Linked DNA regions of Homo sapiens: regions 1 and 3 are each linked to region 2. Evidence: chromatin contacts called from ENCODE Hi-C or POLR2A ChIA-PET data. All regions are on one chromosome and are shown on one strand. The core of a region is the stretch at or near the end of the contact, and the rest is flanking DNA. Distances in the headings are between cores, read along the strand shown. Region 1 holds the start of AIDA (axin interactor, dorsalization associated). Region 2 holds the start of SDE2 (spliceosome associated SDE2). Region 3 overlaps DUSP10 (dual specificity phosphatase 10).

Evidence for each region. A loop is a pair of places that touch in the nucleus more often than their neighbours do. ChIA-PET counts read pairs that join two places held with the same protein, here RNA polymerase II (POLR2A). Pooled maps may share reads with other maps.
Region 1: a map of naive thymus-derived CD4-positive, alpha-beta T cell shows a loop between it and region 2 (14-fold over the local background). The contact joins the promoter of AIDA here to the promoter of SDE2 in region 2. A Hi-C loop is called at or near these places in 1 of 168 maps with a recorded cell type or tissue (naive thymus-derived CD4-positive, alpha-beta T cell) and 12 of 50 pooled maps. POLR2A ChIA-PET finds 5 or more read pairs at or near these places in 1 of 52 experiments (GM12878).
Region 3: a loop to region 2 is called in a pooled map, with 5 times the contacts of the local background. The contact joins the enhancer-like site here to the promoter of SDE2 in region 2. A Hi-C loop is called at or near these places in 2 of 50 pooled maps. POLR2A ChIA-PET finds 5 or more read pairs at or near these places in 2 of 52 experiments (AG04450 and Caco-2).

Annotation. Positions count from the first base shown.
Region 1 is chr1:222,710,304-222,714,156 of GRCh38, reverse strand. It overlaps AIDA (axin interactor, dorsalization associated), which reads left to right and starts at 1,666. Exons shown (of 10, transcript NM_022831.4): 1 at 1,666-1,949. The coding sequence starts at 1,840. It overlaps BROX (BRO1 domain and CAAX motif containing), which reads right to left and starts at 1,593. Exons shown (of 13, transcript NM_144695.4): 1 at 1,215-1,593. RefSeq lists enhancers at 396-615, 984-1,898 and a silencer at 1,566-1,785.
Region 2 is chr1:225,997,079-226,001,182 of GRCh38, reverse strand. It overlaps SDE2 (spliceosome associated SDE2), which reads left to right and starts at 1,840. Exons shown (of 7, transcript NM_152608.4): 1 at 1,840-1,990. The coding sequence starts at 1,871. RefSeq lists enhancers at 956-1,005, 1,086-1,185, 1,206-1,355, 1,876-1,985, 3,999-4,088 and a silencer at 1,536-1,815.
Region 3 is chr1:221,707,848-221,711,630 of GRCh38, reverse strand. The region is part of intron 2 of DUSP10 (dual specificity phosphatase 10); the gene reads left to right. Among named protein-coding and RNA genes, the nearest start is that of DUSP10, 32 kb to the left of the region's middle. RefSeq lists an enhancer at 3,513-3,622. Within about 2 kb of position 2,515, at least 16 of the 41 ENCODE cell types and tissues checked have a DNase peak (open chromatin) inside an H3K27ac peak, as active enhancers do.

The DNA.
Region 1 (3,853 bases), core at 417-2,916, 3.3 Mb after region 2:
AGAAAGCCCAGGCGAAGACCTAAACATGGCAATTAGATTCCAGGAAGTAACTGAGAAAAAATTCTGATAAGGTTCATTTAATTTGAAGGCACTAAAAAATTCTGACAATCGACTTTTCCTAGTATTAGAAAATAATGGTGGCTGTACAGTGTATGAAATGCCTACATTAAGTGCTTCCTTTATGCTATTTATTCATGACAAAGCTGGTTTTGAGGAGCACCACATACTTAATGAATAGAGAATACAGTGTGTACCCAACGAAAAACTGAGCAGGTTTATTTAGGACTCAAAACATTTAACGAGTTATTTCAGAAAATATCATCTTCTACACATCTTCCATATAAATTCCGATAGCCTAATACAGCATCTATGTGCCTACAAATAATATCACACTCAGCACTTGAGGCTGCGAAATCTTCCACAAATACTTCTTTTAATGCGGCCTCCTACTTCCTGGATGAAAATGTCTGAAGTTTTGCGAATCTTTACTTCAGGAAAGAAGAGGGTTTCTGCCCCTGCCCCATCTTCTCCCCTTCTGCGACCCGGCGGTCTTCAGTTTTCGGGAGTTCCTAGGGTGGGATAGAAGAACGACACACCCACCCGCAGGGACAAGGGTGCCTTTAGAGCCACCAATACAACATTCGGATCGAAGCTGTAAGCTAACACACTTCCACAAGAGGACTCCCGCTCCTAACAAGGGACCCCCACCCCGGAAGCCCCGAGTCCCCAGAGGAACCTACCTGAGCGCCGCCCCCGAGCTCTGAGCGCCCACTTCCTGTTTACCACCCAGCCTCTTCCTCCCGTGCCCAGTCCCGTTCGAGGCAGCGGGCGGCGACCGTGCGCACGCGCCAACACTTGAGTTCCCCTCTTTCCAAACAGGCATTTTTGTGGAAAGCCGATACTGTCAACCCGGGAGAGGTGGCCAGACAACGGCCGAACGAACCCCAGTTTAGCTTGTATTATAAGCTCTCCAATGACCAATGGAGATGCGGGGCAAGGGGATTCAGCGGATCTAGCTGTTAATGCCACTGATTTGTGGTGACCAATATGGATTTTCTTTCTGTCGTTTGTTTCAAGGCACTAGAAGGAGACTTTTGGTCCACTGTCCAGGGGTCTATGGAGACTAATGTAAAAGGGGGTGATCCTATTGCTTGAGACTCCGGGGAAGTAGCGGGGGATATTACTGAGAAACACCCATCCTCTGACATACTTACCAAATTTCTCAGAGTCGGTTCAGCAGTTCTTCTAAGGGAAGAAGGGCAATATATCGGAGTCCACAAGCGAGAAAAAGAGGGAGTCGGAGAACCGAGACTACAGAACCAGGGTGACGGAAAACCAGGACGGCGCCAAGCCGGAGTCACGTGACCCGGCGGCCATGATAGCTACCGAGGCGGTAGTGCGCGCAGCTCAGGGGCGGGTATTGCCGCGGCGTTGCAGTCCCCTCAAAACGCTTCGTTCATCATCCCTTTCTAACTTCTCCCTCGGCCTTCCTTTTGAGCTATGGTCTTTTTCCCAGACAGGAAGAGAAGAGTTGCCCCTACCTCCGGAGCCGAGGGAGAATGCCGCAATAGCGATGGCGGCCCTCGGCGCAGTGGGGCGGCCTCAACCTAACCCGGGGCGGGGCCTCGGGGGCGGGGTCTCGGCGGGGCGGTCGCTTTGGAGCCGCAAAGTTTGGCTGTGGCGGCAAATGGGCTTGGGCGGCTCCTCGGCGGGTGGCGGTGGTGGCCGTAGCGGTTCCTCCTGGCCCTGTTAATGTCGGGGCCAGGCCGGGGGAGGATGGCGCCCTAGAACCCGGCCTTGCTGGGGTAGGGGCGGGAGGGGACGGGGTGGGGACCGGCCATGTCGGAGGTGACCCGGAGTCTGCTGCAGCGCTGGGGCGCCAGTTTTAGGAGAGGCGCCGACTTCGACTCTTGGGGCCAGCTGGTGGAGGCGATAGACGAGTATCAGATGTGAGTGACTAACCGCGGGAGCAGGCCAGACCGGCTCCAGTCGTGCGCCTCTCCCTTGTTTCTGTCGGTGTCTCTCATCACCGTATCTGCAGCCAAGGCTTCTCAGGGTGGGGCTCCGCAGGCACTGGGGCTGAGATCCCTCGCCACCAGCCCCAGCGAGGCTGCTCTAGGGACAACGGCTCCGCTCTCTGGGGTGACTCGCCTTCTTCCCTCTCCGCCTCCGCAGGGACAGTTCCATTCAACAGGTAGCCCTTCTTTCCTGGGGCGCAGGCCCCAGCAGGCTATCTGCTTAGTTCCTTTCCACCGTCTCGCGGGTCCCCCACTTGGCAGTCAGTTTCCTTTCCTCCTCCTCTCCCAGGTTGCTTTTCCTCGATTTCCTTTTGAAATTCTCTGAGGAATACTTGTGTGTTCTCCGCCCACGTTCCAAGGATGAGTGGCCTTGCTCTGTGTGTGTCTTCCTTCTTCCATGCGTAGGAAAGGAGGGAACTGTTTGCGATTGAGGGGATGGGGGGGAGCCCAGGAAGCAACGAGGGCCAGGGATACCTCTTCTGCCAAAAGAAGGGTCTCCTCTCGCGCTCCTTCTCCACCCCTCTTTCTGGTGAGCCGTGTTTTCAGAATTCCACCTCGATTTCGTTTCGGTTTCTGGGACTGTTATTTGGTAGGCTGTGAGTCCCACCCACCCCCTCGCTCGGTTGCCTTGGGTGGAGTCCGCGCAGGATGTGAACCGAAGAGAGCAAAATGTGAATTAATGGACCACGCACAGGAGCTCCACGCCCTCCTTGGATCCCTCCTCCTTTTCCTGTATATAATGTATAGCCGCAGGGTACAAGTGAGTACCAGTTTCCTTGAGCAACCTAAGACCAATTTCTTGCCCTTTCTGGTTTCCACAGAAAACTTCAGGGTTGTCTTAAAAAATAAAAGACAAGATTTATATACACATAAAACCTTGCTTAGGTTTTTGCACATTTTACTGAACTTAAGAACTGTCTGCCAAAATGCTATTGTTTGCAAACTCGCCATTAATTATTCTCTGTTTAAAGCAAGTTATTGTTTGAGATTTCACTGAGTATGAAACCACGTATGAGTAGAATACCCCCGGCCTCCCCCACCCCCCATCCGCCCCCGACACACAACGATTTCTGGCAAGAATATACGCTTGGTACTTGGAAGATCTAAACTCTTATCGTCTCCCCGCAATAGTTATTTGTTTTTATCTATTAAGATAATTTAAATGTGTAGGTACTGACTTTGAATCGCCTGTAGCTTCAAAAAGCTCTGACAAAAACCCGTGCTCTGAGCCATTTTGCGATGTGTAACAACTACTAGCATTTGTTTTGCACTTTCACATGATTTCATTTGCTCTTGCAATAACCCAGTGAGAATATAATTATTCTCATTTTACGAAATGAGGAAAACTGAAGCTCAGGTTAAACAGATTACTCAGGTCACAAGCTGATACCACTGAAATCTGGGATTTAAAAAAGAAAATCCAAATCCTGTCTCTACTACAGAGTGCTTAAGATGTACTGAGAGAGTAATTCTGTAAGTGAATTAGACAAATGATAAGATTTTCTTTATTACTGGAGAACACACCCTTCCATACTGTAGCCAATTAGTAAGCACCTATGTATACCCATTCTGTATATTAACTAATATTGCATAGTTTGAAATAGAAAGCCATCTCTTACTTGTGAGGTGGTGAGACCTAGCAGCTGTTGACACTGGGCAGCCGACTTCACAATGGAAAGTGAAGAATACCATGTCCAATTGAAATTACAAAGGAAAATTGAATATGCAAGCTGTTTAGTTTGAATTTCTAGGAACATGAAGGTGAGGGTGATAGGCATGTGCAGATCCATTGTTGGACCTCAGTACTAACCATTGAACTTCATGATTCTAGTAGT
Region 2 (4,104 bases), core at 591-3,090:
TGGAAACCCAAACTGACCTTTATACAGTTACTTGTAGGATCTCAGACCTTTGAAATGGTCATTTAAAAAAATTATTTATTTATTTGAAATAGTCATTTTTGATCACCAGAAGGAAGAAATCACAAATAAAAAAAGAAGAGGCTTAAGGCTCAGATCTGTAGATTACTTTTTCAGGAACCTGGAGGACAGAGAGCTGGGGAGCAGACTGCAGAGGGACTTGAGGTTTCTGGAGTTTGGACGGCTTACATGTAACCTGGCGACACCTTCACGCCCCAGGGTTGCCATGGCACCACCTTTCCGAAATACTGCTTCCTAGGTACAATATATCTTTTTTTTCTGAAACGGAGACTCTCTCTGTCGCCCAGGCTGGAGTGCGATGGCACGATCTCAGCTCACTGCAACCTCTGCCTCCCGGGTTCAAGCGATTCTCCTGCCTCAGCCTCCTGAATAGCTGGGATTACAGACGCGCACCACCACGCCCGGCTAATTATTGTATTTTTAGTAGAGATGGGGTTTCACCATGTTGGTGAGGCTGGTTTCGAACTCCTGACCTCGAGATCCGCCCGCCTCAGTCTCCCAAAGTGCTGGATTACAGGCATGAGCCACCGCGCCCGGCCAGTACAATCTATCTTTATTATTTTTTTTTTTGTAATTTTTATTTATCTACTGGCATCCCCATGGAGGCCCTTTCTCTCCCCAACTTTCCCTCGTGTGTGAAATAAAGACCACTGAATCTATTAACTTCCCAGGCCTTGAAATTCCATTTTCGCACATACTGCCACCGCTAAACGATTTCTGAATTTTTTGTTGTTACCCCCTCAGCTAGGAGTTCCATTTGCCAAGCATTTTAACAGCAGAGAAGGCAATTCTGTGGGCCGATGCATTTGTGTTTAGCAGGCACAGATATCTCCAAATAACCTTCCTATCTTCACACTGGTGGCTTTTGAATTGTTCAGGGTTTTAGAAATACCATAATCTCATTCTGTTAAATATTAAGGGACTCTTTCGGATTCCCTGAGCCTTAAGGTTACGTTATGCAAATCTGTCCGAGTGTGTTTCCATGGTGCAGAATAAAAGTTATGGTAGGGTTTTTTGAAGCAGCATGACTATAAACGTCACTCCTGTCACTGCCTTTCACAAGAGCCCACTTGCTGTGAAATATTTTGAAAACAGAGCTGAAGTGGAGATAACGCAGTGCACAAACAGGCGGAAATAAGAATAAACCGTGCGTGGCAGGCAGAAACCCGGAGGTTGGCTGTTTCTGGAGGGGAAGAGAAGGCTCTGTAAAGCTGGAGGAGAAACCACGCCGGCCACTGTTTAGGGGCCTCCTGGGGGTCGTTTCCCTTGCCCCCTCGGGTTGGGGAGCTCCTCTAGGCCAAGGAAGCGGCCCCCTAAAACCGCTTCCGGGACTGCAGCTTCTCTCCCCACACTCTCAAGGAGCAGAGCCTTCTCGGGCCACAATTCTCCGCGACCCAAAAATAACTACACAGATGTGAGGAAAAGGGCCAAAGCCTACAGCACAAGGTGGTTCTCAGTTAAAGCCTTATCGCTTACGGCCAGGAAGCTCGAAACCTAACCCAGCGCCAGCCTTTTATAGCCGGTCCCTCGAGCCCCGCCCTAGCAACTTCTCCTAGCAACGCCTCGCCCCGTGCTCTGCCGCCTTATCTGCCTCCGCCAGGCCTTTCCTGTTCCCCTCCCCCAGCCCGCACCGCCCCGCCGCCCGGCTCACTTGACCCGCCCCAGGGGAGGGGAGGGGTGAACGGAAGCGTGAGGGGCGGGGCGTTGGAAGATGCTCGCGTCATCAAGAGGCGCCGGGCGAGTTGCGGCGCCTGGTGTCTCAGAGAGGCTTGAGGTTCGGGTAGTCGGTGACATGGCGGAGGCCGCGGCGCTGGTGTGGATTCGCGGCCCTGGCTTCGGGTGCAAGGCGGTGCGGTGTGCCTCGGGTCGGTGCACCGTCCGGGATTTTATCCACCGGCACTGCCAAGATCAGGTGAGGATTTCGGTTCCTGTTAGGAAGGAGAAAGAGGCAGACAGGTGGCAGCGCTGGGTGCGGAGTAGGTCTGTCCGGGGCGGGGGTACGTTTATTCTCTGGGGTTTTCACTCGTTGAGGCTGAGAGTTCCTCAGTGTTAAGGTGCTTCGAATTGTTACTGAGACCTTCCTTTGCTTTTCTTTTGTGGTGGTGGTTTTGCCTTCCCACCAAGAGGGAGAAAAAAACTGTTACAGGCACTTAGTCCCGCTCACAGTTACAAATACTTTGTTTCTCTTTCTTTATCCGTAAATATAATGGTCTTCTGGCAGTTGGGCCGGCTGATTTTTAAGGCTCCAGTCTTCACCTTCTTACTATGGTTATGTGACGTGTATTTTGTCCACTCATCACACAGCCTTGTTAGCCCCAGCCTAGAGAAGTATGTCATATCCAAACCCAGGCCAAAGGATGATTGGGAAGGAAAATTGATTCTTCTGGTCAGTCGTTGTGACCAAGCATTCACACGTGTGTCCTGTTGAGGGCCTGGGTTCTTAGGGCCTGTTACGTAGAAGTGTTCACTATTAATTTGATGGTCTCATTTGTCCGTGCATATTTGTGAAAACCTACCAGGGACTTCCAGAGTTACACGTGAGCTTTTACTGAACTTTCAAGTAAGTAAGCTTTTACCAGCTATAAGATATTAAACCTGTTCAGTTGTCAAAAGAATTTAGTGGTTTCCCTGAATCTAATTTTAATGTTGGCACTTGATCTAGAACTCTGTTCTTTCCGCACCTCATCCGTGCTTTCCTCGGCTATTTCCTCTGCTTACTATTTATAAGCTTAACAAATGTTAACACTGCAGTCTAGACCAAAATTTTAAGAGACTTGGATCGATTCCGTGAAGAAGCAATGTGTGTTTGCAAATAATACGGTTTTTCACTTTCCATGTTTTCCTTCCTGCTCTGTAATCCAGTCTAAAAACTGTAAGCACAACTGTTTTTGACCATGAAAATAATTGCATTCTAATTCCTTTGAAAATAATTCTTATTTCATGAGTACAGTGTTCTTTTCTCCCCCTCCCCCACCCCCGACGGAGTTTGACTCCCGTTGCCCGGGCTGGAGTGCAATGGCGTGATCTCGGCCCACTGCAACCTCCGCCTCGCTGAGTTCAAGCGGTTCTCCTGCCTCAGCCTCCCAAATAGCTGGGATTGCAGTCGCCCGCCACCATGCCTGGCTAATTTTTGTATTTTTAGTAGAGACGGGGTTTCACCACGTTGGCCAGGTCTTGAACTCCTGACCTCGGGTGATCCGCCCACCTCAGCCTCACAAAGTGCTGGGATTACAGGCTTGAGCCACTCCTCCCGGCCTATGAGTACAGTTTTCAAACTTGCTGACAATTGATCCAAAGTGAAACCAGAAAAAATAGGATCTTAATCATGAGGTATGTTGGAAAAAAGAATTTTTAAATCGGAAGCAAGAAATATAGGCCAGGCGTGGTGGCTCACGCCTGTAATTCCAACACTTAGGGAGGTCGAGGCGGGCAGATCACCTGAGGTCAGAAGTTCGAGACCAGCTTGGCAACATGGTGAAACCCCATCTCTCCTAAAAATACACAAAAATTAGCCAGGCGTGGCGGCAGACGCCTGTAATCCCAGCTACCCAGGAGGCTGAAGCAGAAGAATCATTTGAACCTGAGAGGTGGAGGTTGCAGTGAGCCGAGATTGAGCCATTGCACTCCAAACTGGGTGACAGAGCAAGACTCGGTCTGAAAAAGTATATATAAAGAAATATAAATGAGTGGATTCAGTCAGAAACTTAAGGAACATGACCATAGCAAATATGAATAGAAACACAAAAGAATATTAGTTGAGATACTGGAACAAGTAAGAATAGCTCAAGTTCACACCTATGTTTTTAAAAACAAAACTATTCTGAGACATGATGAAGTTAGTGTTAACTCCCACTGAGAAAATAAAAATCTGCCCTGCTTTTCATCAGGCTGGGATAACAGACACAGATAAAGCCAGCTGCAAAGTTTTTGTTTTTTGTTTTTGTTTCCCCCACACTACACCGATGTACAGCTGCAGAGTTAACAGGAAATGGTGATGTGTCATAATGTCATAACGACCCCCACGAA
Region 3 (3,783 bases), core at 1,266-3,765, 4.3 Mb after region 2:
GATAGGAGTCAGGAGTTTTAACTCAAGCAATCTGGCTCCAGTCTATGATCTTAACCACTATCATCAAGGTACTGTTTTACTTTAAAAGACTGGTTACTCAGTAAGAAAAACTAGGCAACAGAGAGGGGTGATCAATATGCTTATAGCAAACTGTAGAAGAGTCCAATTTTAGCCTACACCCCTCCCCCTGGTCTTTGGACATTACTTCTGTTTGCTGACCTTCAGTGAGAGTGTTCCTTAAATTTCTGGAAACAGCTCACTTTCTAGCTTAGCATAAGACCAAAAAGGGCTGTCCACCTTTAGAGTATAAAAATCTCTTGCTTATAGATTCTGCATTTGGATGTGGTTTCTTTAACTCACAACCCAGCGCATTGCTTCTGAATCACATTACAGAGGACTCTTCTGTTTCTAGGACTGCAGTCGCCAAAACAGCAACAGGAGCTGAAATGCATCTATAAAGAGAAGTTTCCCACTAAAACTAGAATCCATTGCTTCAGTAGGACTGTCACTGAACTGACCGTGTGTTAGAAGAAACTGGCAGGCAGTATTTCCACATATAGTTCTTTAGGGGTGCTAGGTATTCTTTGTTGCTGCCATTTAGAATCAATGTACTGACCATACTCATTTTGGCAGAGAACCTACTTTTGACATAAGCTTTGAAAATGTTTGCTGCCCCCCCACCCCGCCTTGCCTCACCCTACCCCAGCATTGTTGCTCATGGCTACAATATGTTCGCACTAATAACTGCAGGCTCTTGTGCACATAAGGAAGTTAGCCACCTTGGTAGAAATTAGAGGAAAGGAAGAAGGAGGGAAGAACAGTTTTATTTTCAAAATCCAATTCTGTGGAAAAACCAGAAATGCAAAGACAGTGTTTGTTAGGAAAGCTAGGACCAACAAAGTGAAATCAGATATATTTGTTTAGGAAAAATAGGGAGCTGTTGCTTTCTTTATGTTAAAAGTATGTTTTGCAAACTTTAAAACTGCTCGGATACCTTGGTTCCTAATTCTTTTTTGTTAAATAAAATTTTAAAAGTAAAAACTCAGGAACATTAGTTTACTTATATAGAGTCTTTATATTAAGCAGATTTTTTTTTTTTTAGATCTTTAAAATGGTAGTTTCCCAAAGTGATGAAAAGAAAAAGCACTTACAATGTGCTGGACATTGTTTTAAGGTACTTTATTAACCACTTTAATCATTACAACAGTACAGTGAGGTAGGTACTATTGTTATCCCTGTTTTGTATACAGGGAAACTGAGGAACAGACAGGTGAGAAACCTGCCCAGGGTCTCATAGCTAGTGTTTGGCTGTGCTGGGGATTCAAACCCAAGAAGTCCAGCCTCAATACTCCTTCTCTGAATCACTGCACTGCACTTAGGGCTCTCATGGACTATGCGTGTGCATAGATCTGTTGGAATTTAGAACAAAGGTGATGATATTGGGGGTAATAAGACATTATTTATCGAATACCTGGTCGTGTATCAAAACCTTTACATAGGCTTCCTGAACTATGACCCTGATGGGTAGATGATATTACATCCACTTAATAGATTGGTAAACTGAGGCTTAATGAGGGAACCTGACTTGCACAGGGTCTCACAGCTGCTAGGAGGCAGAATCATAACTGCAGCTAGGTGTGGTTTGTCTCTGACCTTTGCTCTTAACCTCCATGCTACACTGCTCCTGCTTTGTTTGTTAATTATCATGTTCTAATATTCTTAAATAGTAATAAACATAACATCATCAGGGTTCCTCATTAAGTGATCAGTCACTTTGGCCTCTGGTGATACTTGATGGGGTAGGGTCGGAGGAAAGTAACTGGAAAAGAAAAACCAGATTAGCTTTACTCTTCCCCCTCCCCTCCAGATTTCAATTTCAACCCTTCCCCAAGAGAAGAAAACAATCCTTCCTGCAGACTTCTCTGGAAAAAGCCACCACTGTGAGCTTCCACTCGTTGTTTTTTACTTTAAGCACCGTCCACAGAGAGAGTTTTTAACTGCAGTACAGAGCTGTGCATAAGCCTTATGGAAAACTGATGCCCAAGTTGATTAGCAGAGTGGCAGTTGAACAGGAGACTATTTCTTCAGACCCCTCAAGGAGAATTTCCTTGTTTACCTTATATGTTTAAATTGTAATATCTCCTTTTCTCTCCACCCCCACCCCTCCCACCTCCAAATATTATAAGAACAGAGTTCCTACATGGCTTAAACATACAATGCACCCATACTTTTGCACATAAGCATGCTCTGTGATTTGGAGCATTCTGTGTGTCTGTCTCAAATTCCCTCCTCCCCCCACTCCGCCACGGGTTTTTTTCCCCCCATTAGGCAAATGGAAGGCCCATGCCACCTGTTAGCATTACATCATTGGCTCCCCAGAACACAGTTGCACCAAAGGCCTTAAACAAAGTAGTTCTTCTTGTATTGTTTGCACTCAAAGAGCTGATATCATGCCAACTGATGTCATTGTATGTCTTTGTGTAACTGCTATGGCAACTGGGCAGGTGGGGAGCCTCCAGCTGATGTCATTGAGAAAGGAGGTGTAGAGGCAGAATTTTAAAAAGCTGGACGCTGCTTTTTTCTGTGTGTGGGGTTTTCTAGCATGTGTTGGTTTTTTTTTTTTTTTTTAAACTAGCTGCTTTTAAGACAAATTACAGCTTGAGTACCCTAAATAAGAACAGAGAGGTTTTTCCCCTGCTTTTAGAGCCTTCTTTTGAATTTGTTTTATTGTTCTTCCCTCTCATCTTATATGGAAAAATGTAACAACTGCCTTTTTTGAAGAAAAAAGTGAATTAGGTTCCCATCACAGAATCTGTGTGGAATTTGGGTTTTTGTGGAGGCGAAGCTGAGCAGATTTTAACTCTTCAGAATCCCTTTTGTGGAGGCTGTGATGATGACAATGGGTAGTTTTTATCTTATTTATTTTTTAAGTCTTCACTGGTGAAGTTATTTTCCATATTTTCTTTCTTCTACTTCAGAATTATCTCTTCAGGTTCAAACTTTATTGTCATAATTGCCTAGCAGAATAAACTATCATATGTAAGGGCAGAGGTTAATTCTAGAAATCAACTGAAATTCGTATATAGCTCTTGTTTTTCTTTTCAAAAAGCTAGGGTAGGTTTTGACTTCTTACTTTCAATGAGTAAAGTGAACATAATATTGCCCTTTGAGTTTTCTTTGGATCATAACCATACCTTAAGGAAAATATGATTTCTCTCTTTTACACAGCCAGCTCCGGGTCCATTGGTTGTGAAAAGTCATGAGACTCGGTCTAGGTTATGGTCTGGAGTTTCCCGCTGTGGTTTGTCAAAGATGAGACTTGAAATGGAGAAGAACATATGCCAGGCTCAGAGGCTAGTGGACAGATAGACTTCCTGTCCTTATTGCAACATAACCGTCTCTTGTTCATGCTTTGGGTTTTCTGCCTTATCTCCTGGAACTATCAAGACAGCCACAAGCCATCTGTCTTTGAGGGTAGATGTTGTGTTCTGGTGGCTTTCAGCTAATAGGACTTTTCCACTTCCCCCTCTTTTCAAAGGGAAAGCCAGAGTGTATCTAGTTCTGTTTGAGTAGGGTTAGAGCTCAGTTGGCACTAATAATGTCAATCCAGATTTTATAGCACTTACATGTATATTATTATAATTTGAGCTTTGTAATAATCCTTTGGGTTTATCTGTGCATGCCATTGTGTGTAAAAATATTAGCAGAAAATTTAAACAATAAACTATGATCCGTAAATTCCCTAATTTAAACAATTGTTCGTTTTTTGTACAGTTCTTCAGC